Linked DNA regions of Homo sapiens: region 1 is linked to region 2. A link is an interaction called in ENCODE POLR2A ChIA-PET data of the cell type or tissue named here. Cell type or tissue: OCI-LY7. All regions are shown on one strand.

Evidence for each region. ChIA-PET counts read pairs that join two places held together with the same protein. Peaks named below come from ENCODE experiments on the same cell type or tissue, not always from the same donor. Only the 100,000 strongest peaks of a DNase experiment are listed, where the experiment ranks them.
Region 1: POLR2A ChIA-PET joins it to region 2 with 10 read pairs; 4 of 35 experiments call an interaction of 5 or more read pairs at or near these places.

Annotation. Positions count from the first base shown.
Region 1 is chr3:120,796,505-120,801,504 of GRCh38, reverse strand. No RefSeq gene overlaps it. Among named protein-coding and RNA genes, the nearest start is that of LINC02049, 37 kb to the left of the region's middle. In OCI-LY7, no CTCF peak of the experiment used is centred here; no DNase peak of the experiment used is centred here; H3K4me3 peaks cover 836 bases; H3K27ac peaks cover 1,574 bases.
Region 2 is chr3:120,538,286-120,543,285 of GRCh38, reverse strand. No RefSeq gene overlaps it. Among named protein-coding and RNA genes, the nearest start is that of NDUFB4, 56 kb to the left of the region's middle. In OCI-LY7, no CTCF peak of the experiment used is centred here; no DNase peak of the experiment used is centred here.

The DNA.
Region 1 (5,000 bases), 260 kb before region 2:
ATTCTTGTAGTTTTGTCCAGGTATTATCCTTTGGGGATAGAAATGGTTCGTAATGTTTTTATAGTTCATCCTAGACCATGGCTCAGCCTTGCCACCCAACTTCCCTGTCCAGGGAGATCAGAAGCAATAGGTGGCTATCAAGGCATCATTTGAATAGGGTGGATATCAAATACAGCATCCCCATCTGTACAGGACTCAGCCTTTGATAGTTCTTGATCTACCTGCCAGCAACCATTCCTTCCTCCCACTTGCCTTTACCTCCACAGGATCAGTAAGAGCAAGAAAAGTTCTTCTCCTTCTTGATTTATTTCCTCCTACTTAAACCCAGGCAGAGAAACTGGGGCCTAACTTTTATGACCTTGGTGTTAGGAAAACAAAGCTTACTAATAATATTAAGGAATAGAAGTAATTTTATGTCCAGGGCCTGTTGACCAGTATAATGTTTTCTCTGATGCAGTTGACTCTCTGAACCTGAACATATTCTATATAACTTTTACAGCTCCCTTTCCCAAGGGAGATAATCATAACAATAGTCTCTAGGAAATTCCCTTACATGGGCTGATATGTGCTGTCCTTTTTTCCTCATGTCCCAAGATCAGATAATCCAAATGCAACTTTCATAAATGTCCTACACAGTCATCAGAGTGGGAGCTGTAAAGCAAGAGTGGAAGCTAGGACTATATTTAGGAGCTGGCCCTAGGCTTGTGCTTGGATTTCAGCATTGGCTTCTCCTCTTACCAGCCATGTGATCTTGGGCAAATTACTTACCTCTCTATTCCTAAGAGATGGATAAATAAGAATAGAGTTGATGTGATAAGAAGTAATCAAAATAAGTAATACAAACTAGTTAGTACAGTCCCTGGCATACAAACAGTGCTCAATAAAATTAGTTATTATTAAATAGCCTTCTAATATATGTGTTCAGATTTCTTTTTCTACTGTTCAATTTCTGTGCTTTGATCTAAAACAATTAAGAAACATGGTAACAGTGTTACTAGATTTTTAGAATCCTAGCATGTAAAAGATCTAATCCAACCCTTCCTTTGACAGATGATGAAAATGAGGCTCAGGAAGAAAAAAGGAATTTCCTAATGTACACAGTGAGTGAAAGGCAGAGCCAGGACTATAAACTAGATATCCTGACTCCCAATCCTATCCCTAATTATAGCCGCCTTTTTCCCCCTGAGAAAAGAATCAGGATTAACCAAATGCAGATTTAGATGCTAGTATATTTTATATGTAGGAATGTGATAGTTGTTATGGAATATTTGAAAAAAAATGTATTTATATATGTCATTCTGTATAGAGAAATTATAAAAATTATCTATAAATTAGTATGAATAGCAAATGAAGCTTATGTTCAAAACTCCCACTTCCAACCTCCCTGTTTACTCAGCAGCATGGGATTATGGAAAGAACATAGAATTTGGAACGGAGTGAGCTTGGATTCAAATCCCAATTCCACCACTTAACTGCTGGCATGACCTTTATTTAGCAAGTTACTTAGTCCCTTTGAGCCTCAATTTCTTCATCTAGAAAATGGAGATACCGAAACCTGTTTCAGTGATTTTTGTGGTGCATAGGATATATAGTATGGGAACACAGAACCTGGTATAAAGAGATGCCCATCACACATTGGCACCCCTCCTTAGATTTGACTCTCACTTTGCTGTCCTGATTTTGGTGCTCTGCTGGAAGCAAGGCACTGCCAGGTGCTAGCGACATGGGAGCCATATTTGAGAGGAAAGACGGCTGTCTGCTTTGTCATGAGCGGGACGGAAACATGGTTCTTGGAGTTTCCCTCAAGGTCACTTGGGAGCATAATGTTGTTTCCTACAGGACATCAGCTCAGGAAGTATGCCAAGGCCCAGGGTTGCTTACCACAGAGAAATTATCTCAAGATTGTTCAATGTCAGGCCTTGGTATTACTGGCTGGCCTTAGAGCGGTCTGTGCACCAGGCTTATATATCCTAATCCTCCAAGTCTATTATCACCTAACAGCAGCTTTTGGTTTTGGCTCTTGGAGTGTCAACTGCTACAGCCTCCTCTTGGTAAGCTTCCTTATGCATTATGTATTTATAAATATTTATGTAAGGGAGAGGGGTGGGGGGAGGAAGGAAAAGAAGGAAAGAGGGAAGGAAAGAAAGAATGAAGGAAGCAAGCTCAAGGATACAACAGCGATTGGCCTTTGAGAACTAGGAAATAATATTTTGTTCTGAGAGTTAATCTATACAATCAGTCTGTAATGGATCTGATCAGAATATGCAAAGTCGTCTTAAAGTGGTAGAATAGATTATTAGCCAATAAGACTTTTATATCAGTGGTTCCCCAACCTGGCTGATGATCAGAGTCACTTGGGATGCCTGTAAACATTCAGATTCCTAGACTCCTCCACAGACCTAATTATTAGAATTTCCAGTAGAGCTATACAAGCCCGTTATTTCTTTACATGTATCCCAGGTGCTTTTGTGGCAACCGGCTTCTTCCTGGTCAGCAGACTGGCTTTGGGAACCACAGGTGCACTGCAAGAAGTCTCAAAAGGATTAATATATATAAAGAGCAATGTGTTGGTCAACAGAGGGAATGTGGGGAAAAGGGCACACATGGTACACTGGCTCTTGTGTGCATTGTTCAGGAATGGGGGCTTCCGCCACAGTGCCTGAAACATCTAGATCATCTGGAGCAGATTCCTGTTGAGGAGACAGAGGCTCCAGTTGAGCAGAGCCCTATGTTATCAAACATTTGAATAATATAACTCTCTTTGTCAAAGTTCCTTGTTCATTGAGCAACTTTCAGATGATCTCTCTTCCCATGCAACTGGCCTGTAGGGAGAAAAGGGACAGATCAGGCCAAATGTTTCCCACTGTAAATTAATAAACTGGCATTCTGGTTATATATCAGTCTCTTGTGGATTAGTATGAGTCAGCATCTCTTAGTCTGATCAACTCAGAGGCTCTGTCAAGATCCAGTTTCTGATGCTGTAAAGCTGAGGGCCCAACCCTAGACCTCAGTGTATTCATCAGAGTAAATGTGTCCCAGGAGGTCAGCCAGTTAGCATTTCCTGGAGAAAGGAGGTGAGAAGGAACCCATTTCCCAGGGAAACACGGTATGGAAGACCTTCTTGATGCTTTACTGGGTACATGAACTGGGTGAGGTTCTTATAAGAACAGTTCTTTAAAAAGCCTTTTCTGTTCTCAAAGGGTTTTCACATATATTAGCTCATTTGATATTCACAACAATCCTGGGAGGTAGGTCAGGCATATATATTATTATTATTACTTCAGAGATGAGGAATCTGAGCGCATAGTCACTTACCTAAGATCCAAAGTAATGACAAAAGTGGGAGGAGAATCCAGGTCTTTTGACTCTTAGACATTATTCTTTTCACTTCCTCTCTCATTTAACAAAGTAAATACCATAAGCAGACCCATAAAGGAGCAATAGAAACACTTGAATGGGATAGTGTGGGACTGTGTTTGCATGTCTTTGTGTTAGGGGCTGGGTTAAGGCTACAGACATGGAAAGGCAAGTTGACAGACAGCACGGTAGAAGAGAAATCAGGCCAGTGGTGCTAATAAGAAAGCACACTCAATTTTTTTCTTAGTTTAGAAGAATGAAGTCTGATTCAGTTTAATTGAACAAATTATTTACTGAGCACCTATTGTGTGCAAGGCCTTGTGTACTAAGTGCTACCAATCGGAGCAAAGTTTAGAAAAGAACATTTTGAAACATGTATTTTGGTGTGAAGAGTGACCCTGAAATCATTTTCCTTCTTTAATCACAGCATCGAAAAATGCAACCCACAACCAGGGTATTTAAGGGAAAATGGGAATGGGGAGAAGCTGATTGTAACTAGAATTCTGGCAGCCAAGACCATTTGGAAATTTGGGCTTGATGACTCTCATTAAGGATGGATGTTCGTGCAAAATTTTGCTGGGCAAATATGAAGGGATGCAGCTTCCTCGACATTTTTCCATCTTTATATTTTATGTCTTTAAGTCCTTGGTGACTTCACTGGTGACAGTTTCCAAAATAAGTCCTGTTTTTTTGTGTCTTTTTAAATTTTTTTTTACAATGGCATGAAAACAAAATGTAGACTCCAGTGGCCCAGGATTTGTGAAAAGGGCAGGTCCCAGGGCTCCTCTTTCTCCTACTCTAACAAGGGCTTCAGTGTGATCTACAGCTGGGAAGAGGGGTTCCAGCCGGACATCTGTTAGCGAGCCTACAAACAATGCCCTACGGCTTGCTCCAGTCTTTGCGTTTTGCTAACTGGTTGATCATGTTTTCACTTCATAAATCTGTACATTCTAATGTGAGCACTAGCGGGGTAGCAAAAGGAGGGAGAGCTAGCTGCCTGTTCCCCACCCGATAGGTTCATGTCTGGCTGGATCAGCCTCCCACCTCTCTGGCTGATTCATCAGGCTCAGTCTATTCAAACAGATGGAACTTCTATTTAGGTATTTTAATAGCATGTATTTAAGATATCCTATTGAGAATCTGATCTGACAGAGGTTTGATGAAGTGTTAATGTGCTGAGAAACCAGGCTCACTAGGCACATAACTTCTTTCCCCAAACCAGATAATTTAAATCAATTTAGTTAGTACTTAACTGAGGGACTACTGTGCACCAGTATGTGTCTAGCATTGAATTAAGAGAGCCAGGAAAGAAGCAGAATGCTTGGCACACAAGCCCTTGGAAACTTCTACTCTCTCTGGGGAGAAATGGTACATGGATGGATGCATTTGAAGTTTACAAACATCATTAACTACTGTGTGCAAGGGGTTTGAGCATATAGTCAGAGTAGTGGCCACAATACCTCTTTTATATCAAGCCTACCTCAAGCAATTCAAAGGCAAATGGCTTTCTATTGTCTCTTATGATTAGAAAAATGGAATAAAAGGTCTAACATTGAGCACTTCAGTTAGATATACTGCACACTCTTCAATGCACCAAGTTCCTTTTTGACACCATGCTATTTATTGCTTCTGTTATTGCCCTG
Region 2 (5,000 bases):
AATAAAGAATTCAGCAGGTTGATTATTAAGCTACTCAAGGAAATACCAGAGAAAGGTGAAAACCAACTTAGAGAAAATTTTTTTTAAATACAGGATATAGATAAAAATTCTCCAGAGAAACAGATATCATAAAGAAAAAACCAATCACAACTTCTAGAAATCAAAGATACACTTAGAGAAATACAAAATGTACTGGAAAGTTGCAACAATAGACTAGAACAAGCAGAAGAAAGAACTTCACAGCTTGAAGACAAGGCTTTCAAATTTACCCAACAGACAAAGAAAAAAGAATTTAAAAAAGTGAATGAAACCTCCAAGAAATTTGGGATTATGTTAAATAGCCAGACCTAAGAATAATTGGTGTTCCTGTGGAAGAAGAGAAATCTGAAAGTTTGGAAAACTTATTTGAGGGAATAATTGAGGAAAACTTCCTGGCCTTGCTAGAGATCTAGACATCCAAATACAAGAACCTCAAAGAACGCCTGGAAAATTTACCCAAAAAGATTTATCATGTAGGCACAGAGTCATCAGGTTATCTAAAGTCAAGACAAAGGGAAGAATCAAGAACTGTGAGATGAAAGCACCAGGTAACCTATAAAGGAAAACCTTTCAGATTTACAGCTGATTTCTCAGCAGAAATCTTACAAGCCAGAAGGGATTGGGGTTCTATCTTTACCCTCCTTAAACAAAATAATTGTCAGCTAAGAATTTTGTATCCAGCAAAACTAAGCTTCATAAATGAAGGAGAGATAAAGTCTTCTTCAGACAAATAAGTGCTGAGAGATTTGCCACTACCAAGCCTGTGCTACAAGAAATGCTAAAAGGAGTTATAAATCTTGAAACATAACCTCAAAGTACACAAAAACAGAATGACCTTAAAGCATGAGTCTCACAGAGCCTATAAAACAATAACACAATGAAAAAAAAACTGAAGTATTTAGGCAGTAACTAGCATGATGAATAGAACAGTACCTCACATCTCAATACTAACACTGAATGTAAGTGGCCTAAATGTTCTACTTAAAAGATACAGAGTAGCAAAATGAATAAAAATCCACCAACCAAGTATCTGCTGTCTCCAAGAGACTCACCTAACACATAAGGATTCACATAAACTTAAGGTAAAGGGGTGGAAACAAAATTCCACGCAAATGGAAACCAAAAATGGGCAGGAGAAGCTATTCTTATATCAGACAAAACTGACTTTAAAGCAACAATAGTAAAAAAAAAAAAAAGACAAAGAGGGGCATTATATAATGATAAAAGGATTAGTCAAGCAGGAAGATATCACAATCCTAAATATATATATGCACCTAACACTGAAGGTCCCAAATTCATAAAACAATTACTAGTAGACCTAATAAATGAGATAGATGGGAACAATAACAGAGGTAGGATGGGGAGGACTTCAATACTACACTGACAGCAGTAGACAGGACATCAAGACAGAAACTCAACAAAGAAACAATGGACTTAAAGTATACCCTAGAACAAATGGACTTAACAGATATTTACAGAACATTCTACCCAACAACTACAGAATATACTTTCTTTTCTTCAGCACATACAACATTCTCCAAGATGGACCATATGATAGGCCACAAAACAAGGCTCAATAAATTTAAGAAAATCACAATCATATCAAGTATCCTCTCAGACCACAGTGGAATAAAACTGGAAATTAACTCCAAAAGGAAACCTCAAAACTATACAAATACATGGAAATTCAATAATCTGCTCTTGAATGATCTTTGGGTCAAAAATGAAATCAAGACAGAATTTTAAAATTCTTTGAACTGAATGATAATAGTGACACAACTAGCTTATCAAAACTTCTGGAATACAGCAAATGTGATGCTAAGAGGAAAGTTCATTAGCATTAAATACCTACATCAAAAAGTCTGAAAGAGCACAAATAGACAGTCTAATGTCACAGCTTAAGCAACTAGAGAAACAAGAACAAAACAAACCCAAACCCAGCAGAAGAAAAGAAATAACAAAGAACAGAGCAGAAATAAATGAAACTGAAACAAACAAAATACAAAAGACAAATAAAATAAAAAGGTGATTCTTTGAAAAGATAAACAGAATTGATAGACCATTAGCGAGACTAACCAAAAAAAAGAAGAGAGAAGATCCAAATAAGCATAATTAGAAACTAAACAGGAGATATACTACCAATACCACAGAAATAAAAAAGATCATTCAAGGCTACTGTGAACACCTTTAGGCACACAAACTGGAAAATCTAGAGAAGATTAATAAATTCCTGGAAATATACAACGCTCCTAGATTAAATCAGGAAGAAATAGAAACCCTGAACGGACCGATAACAAGTAGCAAGATCAAAACAGTAATTTAAAAACTGCCAACAAAAAAAGTCCAAGACCAGATGGATTCATAGCTGAATCTATCAGATGTTCAAAGAAGAATTGGAACCAATCTTACTGAAAGTACTCCAAAAGATAGAGAAAGAGGGAATCCTCCCTGAATTATTCTATGAAGCCAGTATCACCTAATACCAAAACCAAGAAAGGACATAAAGAAAAAAGAAAACAGACCAATATCCCTGATGAACATAGATGCAAAAATCCTCAACAAAATACTAGCTAGCTGAATCCAACAACATATCAAAAAGAAATACATCATGATTAAGTGGTTTTCTACCAGGCATGCAAGGATGGTTTAACATCTGCAAGTTGATAAATGTAATACACCACATAAACAGAATTAAAAACAAAAATTATATGATCATCTCAATAAGTGCAGAAAAAACATTTGACAAAATCTAGCATCGTTTTATGATAAAAACCTTCAGCAAAATTGACATAGAAGGGACATACCTCAATGTAATAACAGCCATCTATGACAAACCCACAGCCCACATAATACTGAATGGGGAAAAGTTGAAAGCATTCCCTCTGAGAACTGGAACAAGACAAGGATACCCACTCTCACTGCTCCTTTCAAACACAGTACTGGAAGTCCTAGCCAGAGCAATCCGACAAGAGAAAGAAATAAAGGTATCCAAATCAGTAAAGAGGAAGTCAAACTGTCACTGTTTGCTGACAATATGATCATTTACCTTGAAAACCCTAAGGACTCATCCAAAAAGCTCCTAGATCTGATAAATGAATTCAGTAAAGTTTCAGGATACAAAAATCAATGTACACAAATCAGTGGTACTGCCATGCACCAGCAATGACCAAGCTGAGAATCAAATAAAGAACTCAGTCTCCTTTGCAACAGCTGCAAATAAAATAAAATAAAATAAAATAAAATAAAATAAACTGCTTAGGAATATACCTAACCAAGGAAGTGAAAGATCTCTACAAGGAAAACTACAAAACACTGCTGAAAGAAATTATTGATGACACAAACAAATGGAAACACATTTCATGTTCATAAATGGGTAGAATCACTATTGTGAAAATGACTATACACCAAAAGCAATCTTCAGATTCAATGTAATTCCCATAAAAATACCATCATCATTCTTTACAGAACTAGAAAAAACAATCATTAATTCCATATAGAACAAAAAAGAGCCCACATAGCCAAAGCCAGACTAAGTAAAAATAACAAATCTGGAGGCATCACATTGCCTGACTTCAAACTATACTACAAGGCTATACTTACTAAAACAGCATGGTACTGCTATAAAAATAGGCACATAGATCAATAGGACAGAGTAGAGAACCCAGAAAAAAGCCAAATAACAGCCAACTGATCTTTGACAAAGCAAACAAAAACATAAAGTGGGAAAGGACATCCTATTCAACAAATGGTGCTGGGATAATTGGCAAGCCACATGTAGAAGAATGAAACTGGATTCTCATTTCTCACATTATACAAAAATCAACTCAAGATGGATCAAAGACTTAAATCTAAGACCTGAAACTATAAAAACTCTAGAAGATAACATCAGAAAAACTCTTCTAGACATTGGCTTAGGCAAAGAGTTTATGACCAAGAACCCAAAATCAAATGCAACAAAAACAAAAATAGATGGGACCTAATTAAACTAAGAAGCTCTGCACAGTAAAAGACATAATCAGCTGACTAAACCCACAGAGTCCAAGAAAATATTTGTAAACTATGTATCTGACAAAGAACTAATATCGAGAATCTACAAGGAACTCAAACAAATCAGCAAGAAAAAGACAAATAGTACTATCAAAAAGTTGGCAAAGGACATGAATAGACAATTCTCAAAGGAAGGTATACAAATGGCCAAGAAACTTATGAAAAAATGCTCAACATCACTAATGCAGGGAACTGTATCACAAATGCAGGGAAATGCAAATTAAAACAACAATGAGATGCCACCTTACTCCCGCAAGAATGGCCATAATTTAAAAGTCAAAAAATAATAGATGTTGGTGCGGATGTGGTGAAAAGGGAACATTTTACACTGCTGGTGGGAATGTAAATTAGTACAACCATTATGGAAAACAGTACGGAGATTCCTTGAAGAAATAAAAGTAGAACTACCATTTGATCCAATAATCCCACTACTAGGTATCTACCCAGAGGAAAAGAAGTTATTATATAAAAAAAGACACTTGCACCCACATTTATAGCTGCACAATTTGCAATTGCAAAAATATGGAACCAGCCTAAATGCCCATCAACCAACAAGTGAATAAAGAAAATGTGGTATATATACACCATGGAATGCTACTCAGCCATAAAAAGGAATGAAACGATGGCATTTGCAGTAACCTGGATGAAGTTGGAGAGCATTATTCTAAGTGAAGTAACTCAGGAATGGAAAACCAAATATCATATGTTCTCACTTTTAAGTGGGAACTAAGCTATGAGGATGCAAAGGCATGAGAATGATACAATGGACTTTAGAAACTCACGAGCAGAGTGAGGGCAGGCAGGGTGGGAAGGGGATGAGCGATAAAAGAGTACACATTGGAGCTGGGTGTGGTAGCTATTGCCTATAATCCCAGCAGTTTGGGAGGCCAAGGTGGGTGGATCAATTAAGGCCA